2 separate regions of the Homo sapiens genome follow, and region 2 is linked to region 1. Evidence: chromatin loops called from intact Hi-C (ENCODE). Cell type or tissue: PC-9. All regions are shown on one strand. Each heading gives the region's core, and the rest is flanking DNA. Links, peaks and the distances in the headings are about the cores only.

Region 1 (4,380 bases), core at 248-4,247:
CCACATTTGCACACCTTCCACAGGGTCAGGATGGAGTAGCTGCCTTGCGAGGTGGTGAGACTCCTGTCTCTGGAGGTCTGCAAGCACTGGTAGTGATATTGCAGCAGACAAGGTCTGGGTTGGGCGTCTGCAGGAGGACACCTTGTGGGACATCTGAGGACATCCGCAGATTCTTGTCAGCCTGTGAACTAGGCCCTGCCTCTGTCACCTCATTGGTCCATGAAGGAGCAGCCAGGGGTGGTGGAAGGAGCACTGGGCTAGGGGTCAGGGGTCAGAGATTCTGTCCTGCTCCTGGGATGCACTGGCTACTCCCTTAGTCTACTCCCTTCCCCTCTCTGGTCCTCAGCTTCCTCCATCATGGAGGAGATGGGATCATGGATTTTCTGGGCATAAGTGGCTGTTCTGGGAGTCATTCCAAAGAGAGAATAAAACTCCTGATCCAACTCGTGAGTGGGCTCTGTCCTCTCTGTGACTGCGGCTGCCACCTTGACCCCACCGGGCCCTCCACCTCCGTCCCTTTCCCAGTGGAGGGCAGGAGGGCCAGGCAGGGAGGCTGGTCACTCAGAGGGCCCTACGACCCCATCCCCGGAACACTGGCACAGGAGCCATCCCCAGGGGCTGGACAGCCAATGGGGCTTCCACAGAGCAGGTGCAGGCAAGCTGGTTCTGACAAGCCCAGGGAAAGGCAAAAGGACTTTCCAGCAGGCAATGCTGTCTAACGATAGAAAGAGCCGCTGCCGGTCAGGCGTGGTGGCTCACGCCTGTAATCCCAACACTCTGGGAGGCCGACGTGGGAGGATCACTTGAGGTCAGGAGTTCGAGACCAGCCTGGCCAACATGGTGAAATCCCGTCTCTATTAAAAATACAAAAATTAGCTGGGCGTGGTGGTGGGTGCCTATAGTCCCAGCTACTCAGGAGGCTGAGGCAGGAGAATTGCTTGAACCTGGGAGGCGGAGGTGTCATTGAGCCCAGATGGTGCCACTGCACTCCAGCCTGGGTGACAGAGCAAGACTCCATCTCAAAAGAAAAAAAGAGCCAGGCGTGGTGGCTCACGCCTGTAATCCCAGCACTTTGGGAGGCTAAGGCGGGCAGATCACCTGAAGTTAGGAGTTCGAGACCAGGCTGGCCAACCTGGTGAGACCCCCCGTCTAAAAATACAAAAAATTAGCCAGGCGTGGTGGTGCAAGCCTGTAATCCCAGCTACTTGGGAGGCTGAGGCAGGAAAATTGCTTGAATCTGGGAGGTAGAGGTTGCAGTGAGCCGAGATCATGCCACTGCACTCTAGCCTGGGCAACAGAGTGAGACTCTGTCTCAAAATAAAAAGAAAGGAAGGAAGGAAGGAGCGGGGAGGGAGAGAGACAGACAGACAGACAGACAGAAAGAGAGAGAGAGAAAGAGCCTGCTGCCACGGGAGGTGAGTAGAATGTTCCCCGTTGCTGGAGGAGTGCAAGCACTGCTGCTCCAAGGATCACTTGGTGGGTAACGGAGGAGCTTGAATTCAATAACCTTCATTTATTTGTACATCCCACAAATGTTTATGGAGCACCTACGTTGTGCCAGGCACTGTCCCAGACACTGGTACAACAAGGCCGAATCCCTGCCTGCATGGGGCTCACATCCCTGCAGTACTGAACACACGCTGTTCCAGAGGACGCAGAGCAGGCAGTGGAGGGCTGGGCTGGGCTGGGCTGGGCAGAGGGCAATCCGGGGAGGCTTCTCTGAGGAGGGTGCTCAAGTATTGGCAGCCAGGCTGGGGACAGGACACGCACCTGATAATGCAGTGAGCTCACTTCATGTCTGCCCCACACTGAACTGTGAGCTCCTTGTGGGCCAGACCTTGCACATACTCAGAGTGCCCAGCACACAATAGGTGCACAATAACTGCTAGTTCACCTGAAGTTAACTGATAAAAGGCCCTCTGGGTCTCAGCATCAGCAGGTGCAAATGTCCAGAGGCCTAGAGAGCTATGAGAACGTTGGTGCCTCCAGGAGATGCAGGAGTACCTGGAGAGGCCACATCACAAGCCAGGAGCATGGAGAGCTGGGCTCTGACTCACTGGCCCCCTGAGTCTCTCCAGGGCATGTCTGCTCACCTTCCTGCCATTCTGCCACTCCTCACTCTGGTCAGCAGGGGGCTCCCACCACACGTGGATAAGAGGTTTCAACGCTGCAGTCAGAATGGCTGGACTGGCTGCACAGGGCTGGACAGGGCTGGACGGGGCTGGACAGGGCTGACTGGCTGTCCCTTGCAGGGACGGGGTCTCTGTCCGGAGTAGAGCCCTGGCCTGGACGTCCTAAAGGGGGAGACATCTGGTCTATCAGGGCCCAAGGGCTCGAGCAGCCCAGTAGACACCCATGGACACAAACAAGCATGGGCCTCCCCGCCACTCGTGCTGGGCACAGTCACCCCTGCTGGGGCTGGCATTGGGCCTGGCACTGGGAGATTCGCGCACTCTTGCTTTCTGGCTGTGGGGCCCCGAACGAGTTGCTTACCCTCTCTGGTTGGAATTTTCCTCCCTGAGAGGTTGGGCCAGGTGAGTTCCATGATGCAAACCTTGAAGGGAGACTTCCACATGCAACAGGCACCGCTGCAACACAGCTCCTGCCCTGGAAGGGATGGCGGGGGAGGAAGATGAGCAGGTACCACGAAAGCCATTACTGTGTCAGGGCACGGGGCGGGGGGGTGACGTAGCCGTCAGAGCCACCCAGAGGGCCATGGTGAAGGCTCACCTCTACCCTGTGCCTTAAGCAGGTTTCCTAAGCTCTCTGAGCCTCAGGTTTCCCATCTATAAAATGGAAATAATTAAATATATGTAAAATGCTAACAACAGCGTTAGGCAGCTCCTGGGACGTTACATGCTACTATTATTATGGTCACAAGGCAGACTGTGGGCATGCATTCATGGAGCTACAAAAACATGGAATTGGGGCCATTTGAGGGGGAAAGATTCATGTGGGCAGTGGGGTAGTGGGGGAGATCTGGGAAGACTTCTTGGAAGAGGTGTGCTCAGGAAAGATAAGCCAAGTGGAGGTCTGAGCCTTCCAGCCAGTGGGGCCAGTAGGAGACAGGACAAGGAGGGCAGGTCGAGGCAAGGTATTTCTGGAACTCCCCTGGGCCCCAAACACAAGCCCCAGTGAGTCAAAAGAATGCAAGGTTGAGGGAGGCTGGGTGCTGGCTGGGACTGAGCTGCGTGCACAGTGCAGGATCCTTGCAGCTCTGGGGCTGCAGCTTTGGCCGCATGAAGCTCTGAGGGGGCATTCAGTAATGTGGCTGCTGAACGGAGACATCCCAGCCTGAGGGAGGACTAGCTTGGCACAGAAGGCTCTGGGTTGGAATAGGCCAGGGCAGCGGGGCTTGGAGAAGGCAGAGTGGGCCCCTGCCAGGTACCTGGGGAGGAGGAGCCCCTCCATCTTGAAGCCTGGCACACAGAGCTGCCAGGGGACAGGAGATGGGGGCAGGCAGCCCGAGTCGAGTGGCAGGTATGAAAGACCTGGAGAAATTGATTTATTAGGGACATAAAAGGAGCTAAATATGTTTGCCGGCTCAGTGATGACTCAGGCCTTCCCCAGGGGTCTGCAAGTGTGAGCATCAAAGACAGGCCTGCTCCCACCAGGACACTGCAGGCTCCAGACCCTCCTTCCCTTCAATGGGAGGACCACCTCCTACCCCAAGTGTCCTGAGAGCCTGGCCTCTGAGGGGCACCAGAGACCCAGCCACTCACTCCTGCATGCCTCCCAACTCTCCAGACTGCACCCAGAATGGCTGAAGAATGAAGCCAGAGAGTGACACACATCTGGGTCAAAATCCTGGCCTTGCCCCAAACTGCCATGTGATCCTGGCCCAGTGGGGACCCTCTCTGGACCGTCCCCGCGAGCCAGCCCCACCTCCCTCCCTGTCTGGCAATGTTGTCCCATCCCTTTTGGCTTCTTCCTGACAGCACAGCCTCCTCTGCCCAAGATCCAACAACCACCCTCCAGGAGAAAAGCCAGACTCCACAGGGCCTCTTTGGGGAGAACATGCTCTTCCCGTGGTGGTTCCAGGCCGGGCGCTGGGCTCTGGAGAAACGTGGGCGAATCTGGTCTGCAGGCAGGGCCGGCGGAGGAGGATGAAGTGACCTCGCTATGGGGACAGCGTTGGGAGCGACGGTAAGGATGAGGGAAGAGGGGCTGTGGGGCCTGGGGAGACTGGAGCACGGAGCCCCCACACAGGAGTTTGGCACATTTGAGAAGCGGTGAATTCTTTGGTGGGCCTGGAGGAGGCCTGCCTAGAACAGCTGGACTTGGAATGCAACAGAAGCGGAGACACACTGGCCAGCCTGCGTGGGTGACTTTACCAGGACGGTGACGGGGAGCCAGGAAAGGGTTCAAAGCAGGAGAGAG
Region 2 (4,380 bases), core at 295-4,294, 220 kb after region 1:
CATGGCGCGCTCACTCTGTATACACTTATTTCATGTATATAATGTCAATCAAAATAGTACCCTTGCCTCTTATAGGAAGAGGAGATTTGGACACAGATGTGTACAGAAGAAAGATGATGGGAAGATGGCCATCTACAAGCCAAGGAGAGAGGCCTGGGAAGAAGCCACTATTCCCATCCCTTGATCCTGGACTTCCAACCTCCAGACTGTGAGAAAATCAATTTCTGCTATTTCAGCCCCCCAGTCTATAGTAGTTTGTTAAGGAAGCCCAAACTAATACAACCCCCAAAGGTAAATTATATGCAATCATATGGAATAAATGCAAAAATGTCATTATGTGGAAAAAGACAGTAGAGAATTGTATATCGTATGCCACCATTTGCTTTTAAAAAGAAGTGGGGGAATGTGTGTGTGGTGTGTGTGTCTGCATATACTGTGTACATGTACATACATATATACATATATAAATCATCCCAGATCATCTCTGGGAGAATATGGAGGAAACTGCCATCAGTTATTGTTTTTCATTTATTTTTTATTTATTTATTTTATTTTTTTTTTTTTTTTGAGATGGAGTCTCGCTCTGTTGCCTAGGCTGGAGGGCCATGGTGCGATCTTGGCTCACTGTAACCTCCACCTCTCGGGTTCAAGCAATTTTCCCTGCCGCAGCCTCCTGAGGAGCTGGGATTACAGGCACCCCCCACCGCTACCACATCTGGCTAATTTTTGTATTTTTAGTAAGGGTTTCGCCGCATGGCCAGGCTGGTCTCAAACTCCTGACCTCAGGTGATCCGCCTGCCTCAGCCTCCCAAAGTGCTGGGATTACAGGCATGAGCCACGGTGCCAGGCCTTTTTTGTTTGTTTGTTTTAAATAGAGACAGGGTCTCACTATGTTGCCCAGGCTGGTCTCGAAGCCCTGGCCTCAAGTGAACCTCCTGCCTTGGCTTCCCCAAAGTACTGGGATTACAGGCGTGAGCCACTGCGCCCAGCCAGCTGTTGTCTTTTAGAGGGGAACTGGAGGCCTACATAAAGTTGGTTTCGTTTTCTTTTGTTTTTTGAGACAGAGTCTCACTCCATCGCCCAGGCTGAAGTGCAGTGGCACAATCTTGGCTCACTGCAACCTCCACCTCCCCGGTTCAAGCAATTCTCCTGCCTCAGCCTCCCGAGTAGCTGGGATTACAGGCATGCACCACCACAGCCGGCTAATTTTTGTATTTTTAGTAGAGACAGGGTTTCACCATATTGGCCAGGCTGGTCTCAAACTCCTGACCTCAAGTGATCCGCCCACCGTGGCTTCCCAAAGGGCTGGGATTACAGGCGTGAGCCACTGCACTCAGCCCTACGTAAAGTTTTAACCCAGTTAAGTATATTTTTTAAATCACTAAATAGTTCACACATATGCAAATGTTTAGAGAAAAACAATGAACACCAAAATATTCAAAAAGACTAATGTTTGGAAAGTACTCAGAATTGTATTCCCCAAAAATTCATTCCCCCAAGACCCACAGGCCTCAGGGGTCTGCAGGTCTCTCTCAGGGCCAGAGACGGGGAAGGGGCCACCTGGCAAGGGCGGTCCTTGGCACCTTCCCCCCTTTACAGAAGAGGTGTAGAGATGAGGGTCTCACTATGTTGCCCAAGCTGGTCTCGAACTACTGGGCTCAAGCAATCCTCCTGCGTCAGCTTCCCAATAGCAGGACACCCTGAGAAGTCTGAAGGCTCACGCCCAGACCCACGCACAGGTCTAGTTTTGGTCCACAGCATGGCGTGGGTGTGGCTTTGGAGTTGGCGGCAGCTGAAGGCTGGGTGACGTTAGCAAGGTCTCAGCCTCAGTCTCCTTATCTGAAAAACTGGATAGTAATTCCCTCTTTATACTGCGGCCATGAAGAAGAGGGCTGATGTGGGTGGAGTGACTGGTGGGGCAGGCGCTCTGTAAGTGGCTGTCAGCAGGGCAGGGGCTGGGCTCAAGCCTGTGACCACACTGCTCCAAGCTGGACACACGGTGGCGCCCTCGTCCCACAGGTGCAGCACCAGTTCTAGCCTCTGGTGGCATCGGTTACTGGAGGGAGGGAGGGAAGAAGAGAGGAACGGAGTTATATTTGCAAACACACTGCCCACTCTGGGCCCTAGGGGTGGAAAAGTGAATGAGGACCACACAGTTCCTACTCAAGGAGGCTGGATTGGAGGGGCTGGGAGCCCCAAGGAGGAGAGGAACGTGGGAGAGGGCACTGCCTGGGGATTTTGCAGTGGGTTGACTGGTGGCCCCCCTGCAAAAGACACGTCCACCTGGGACCAGGGAATACAGTCTTATTTGAAAAAAGAGTCTTTGCGAATGTAATGAAGATAAGAATCTCGGCCGGGCGCGGTGGCTCACTCCTGTAATCCCAGCACTTTGGGAGGCTGAGGCTGGCGGATCACCTGAGGTCAGGAGCTCAAGACAAGCTTGACCAACACAGCGAAACCCCCTCTCTACTAAAAATATAAATAAAAAATTAGCCAGGCGTAGTGGCGGATGCCTGTAATTCCAGCTACTTGGGAGGCTGAGGCAGGAGAATCGCTTGAACCCGGGAGGAGAGGGTTGCAGTGAGACCAGATTGCACCATTGCACGCCAGCCTGGGTGACAAGAACGAAACTCCATCTTAAAAAAAAAAAAAAGTAAGGATCTCAAGATGAGATCGTCCTGGATTATCCGTGGGGGGCCAAATCCACTGACAAGTGTCCTTACAAGAAGAGAAGATGCTGACACAGAGGGAGCTACACGGAAATGTCGGCAGAGGCAGGAGCGAGGCTGCCATAAGGCAAGGACACCTGGAGCCACCAGAAGCGGGAAGAGGCAAGGAAGGATTCTCCCCTAGCACCTTCAGAGGGAGCGGGGCCCCTCCAACACCTTGATTTCAGACTTCTGGATTCCAGAACTAATCATTTTTGTTTGTTTGTTTTTCAGTGACAGGGTCTTGCTCTATTGCCCAGGCTGGAGTGCAGTGGTGTGATCATAGCTCACTGCAGCCTTGACCTCCTGGGCTCAAGCGATTCTCCCACCTCAGCCTCCCAAGTGGCTGGGACTCCCAGCTCACACCACCATGTCCAGCTAATTTTTTAAAGTTTTTTGTAGAGATGAGGGTCTCACTATGTTGCCCAAGCTGGTCTCGAACTACTGGGCTCAAGCGATCCTCCTGCGTTGGCTTCCCAAAGTGCTGGGATCACAGGCGAGAGCCCTGCACCTGGCGTGGAGAGAATAAATTTTTATTGTTTTAAGCCACCAAGATTGTGGTCATTTGTTACAGCTGCCACAGGAAACTAATAGAGATGTTTAAATTTTCTTCCTGCCACTCGGTTCACTGACTCCCACTCCTAATAGCCTACAGGATTGTGCCCAAGGCCCCAAACTCCTGGCCCCCTACTTCCCCCCAAAACCCAAACTCCACCACACCCACTGCTCTCCAAACACACAGGCTATTTGACACCTCTGCACTCTTGCTTTGGCAGCTCTCTGTCTGGGATGCCCTTCCCTTGCTGATCCCCTGGACGACTACTACAGACATTTCAAAGTCCTCCTTCAACATCCCCTGCTAAGTATATTAGTATCTTCTGAATCAATGGCTTCCAGGACACTCACACTCCTCCATCTCCCTCAGCCCACTGTGTTCCTCGCTCCTTGTTTCATCACCAGCAGCTCAGCTACATGCCCCACCCCCTCCACTAGTCCTCTCCTGGCCTCTCCATCCCCAGAACTAATGCCCTCGTTCAGGAACCCCATCTCCCACCAGGCTTCTTGTGCCTACTCCTAACTGGTCCCTCTGCCCTGGTCTGGCCCCTCCAGTCCATCACCACTCTGTAGCCCTGGCGTTCAGCTCTACCATGTCACTCCTCTGCTCAAGAGCCTTCCATGGCTCCCTGCTGCCCTGAGGAGAATATCCAAAGGGAATGATAGTATCTTCAAATGCTCCTTCCCACCTCTCACCCCACCACTGTCCAACACATCCATGTGCTACACACCTCTGGGCATTTGCACAGGCAGTGGCCTTCCCCTGGCATGTCCTCTCCCTGTCTGCCAGGCATGCTCCAACCCATGTCTTGGGCAGCCCCTCCCACAGTACCCACCATTCAGCAGTGGCATCAGCTAAAACATCACAAGGCTGACCATACACCAGGTGCTGTCGTAAGCTCTTTACATGTGTTAACCCTTTGGATTCTCATAACAACACCAGGAAAAAGCCACCATTCCTGTGTCCAGCTCACGGATGGGAAAACCAAGGCCCAGATGGGAGAAGAACCATTCAGAAGTGGCAGAAGGAGGCCGGGCACGGTGGCTCACGCCTGTAATCCCAGCACTTTGGGAGGCCGAGGCGGGCGGATCACAAGGTCAGGAGATCGAGACCATC

The links. Peaks named below come from ENCODE experiments on the same cell type or tissue, not always from the same donor. Only the 100,000 strongest peaks of a DNase experiment are listed, where the experiment ranks them.
Region 2: a loop joins it to region 1, with 12 times the contacts of the local background. A loop is called at or near these places in 2 of 110 quality-filtered maps.

The regions. Positions count from the first base shown.
Region 1 is chr22:37,314,899-37,319,278 of GRCh38, forward strand. It overlaps CYTH4 (cytohesin 4), which reads left to right. Exons shown (of 13, transcript NM_013385.5): 13 at 1-443. LOC105373024 (a long non-coding RNA gene) reads right to left here. Exons shown (of 4, transcript XR_938232.3): 2 at 2,494-2,607. Among named protein-coding and RNA genes, the nearest start is that of CYTH4, 35 kb to the left of the region's middle. RefSeq lists an enhancer at 3,036-3,893. In PC-9, for the core only: CTCF peaks have their summits at 2,139 (motif pointing right) and 2,342; a DNase peak (open chromatin) is centred at 2,113.
Region 2 is chr22:37,536,997-37,541,376 of GRCh38, forward strand. No RefSeq gene overlaps it. Among named protein-coding and RNA genes, the nearest start is that of CARD10, 20 kb to the left of the region's middle. RefSeq lists enhancers at 952-1,161, 1,268-1,769, 1,770-2,269 and a silencer at 1,888-2,077. In PC-9, for the core only: CTCF peaks have their summits at 2,040 (motif pointing right) and 2,239; a DNase peak (open chromatin) is centred at 2,015; H3K27ac peaks cover 683 bases.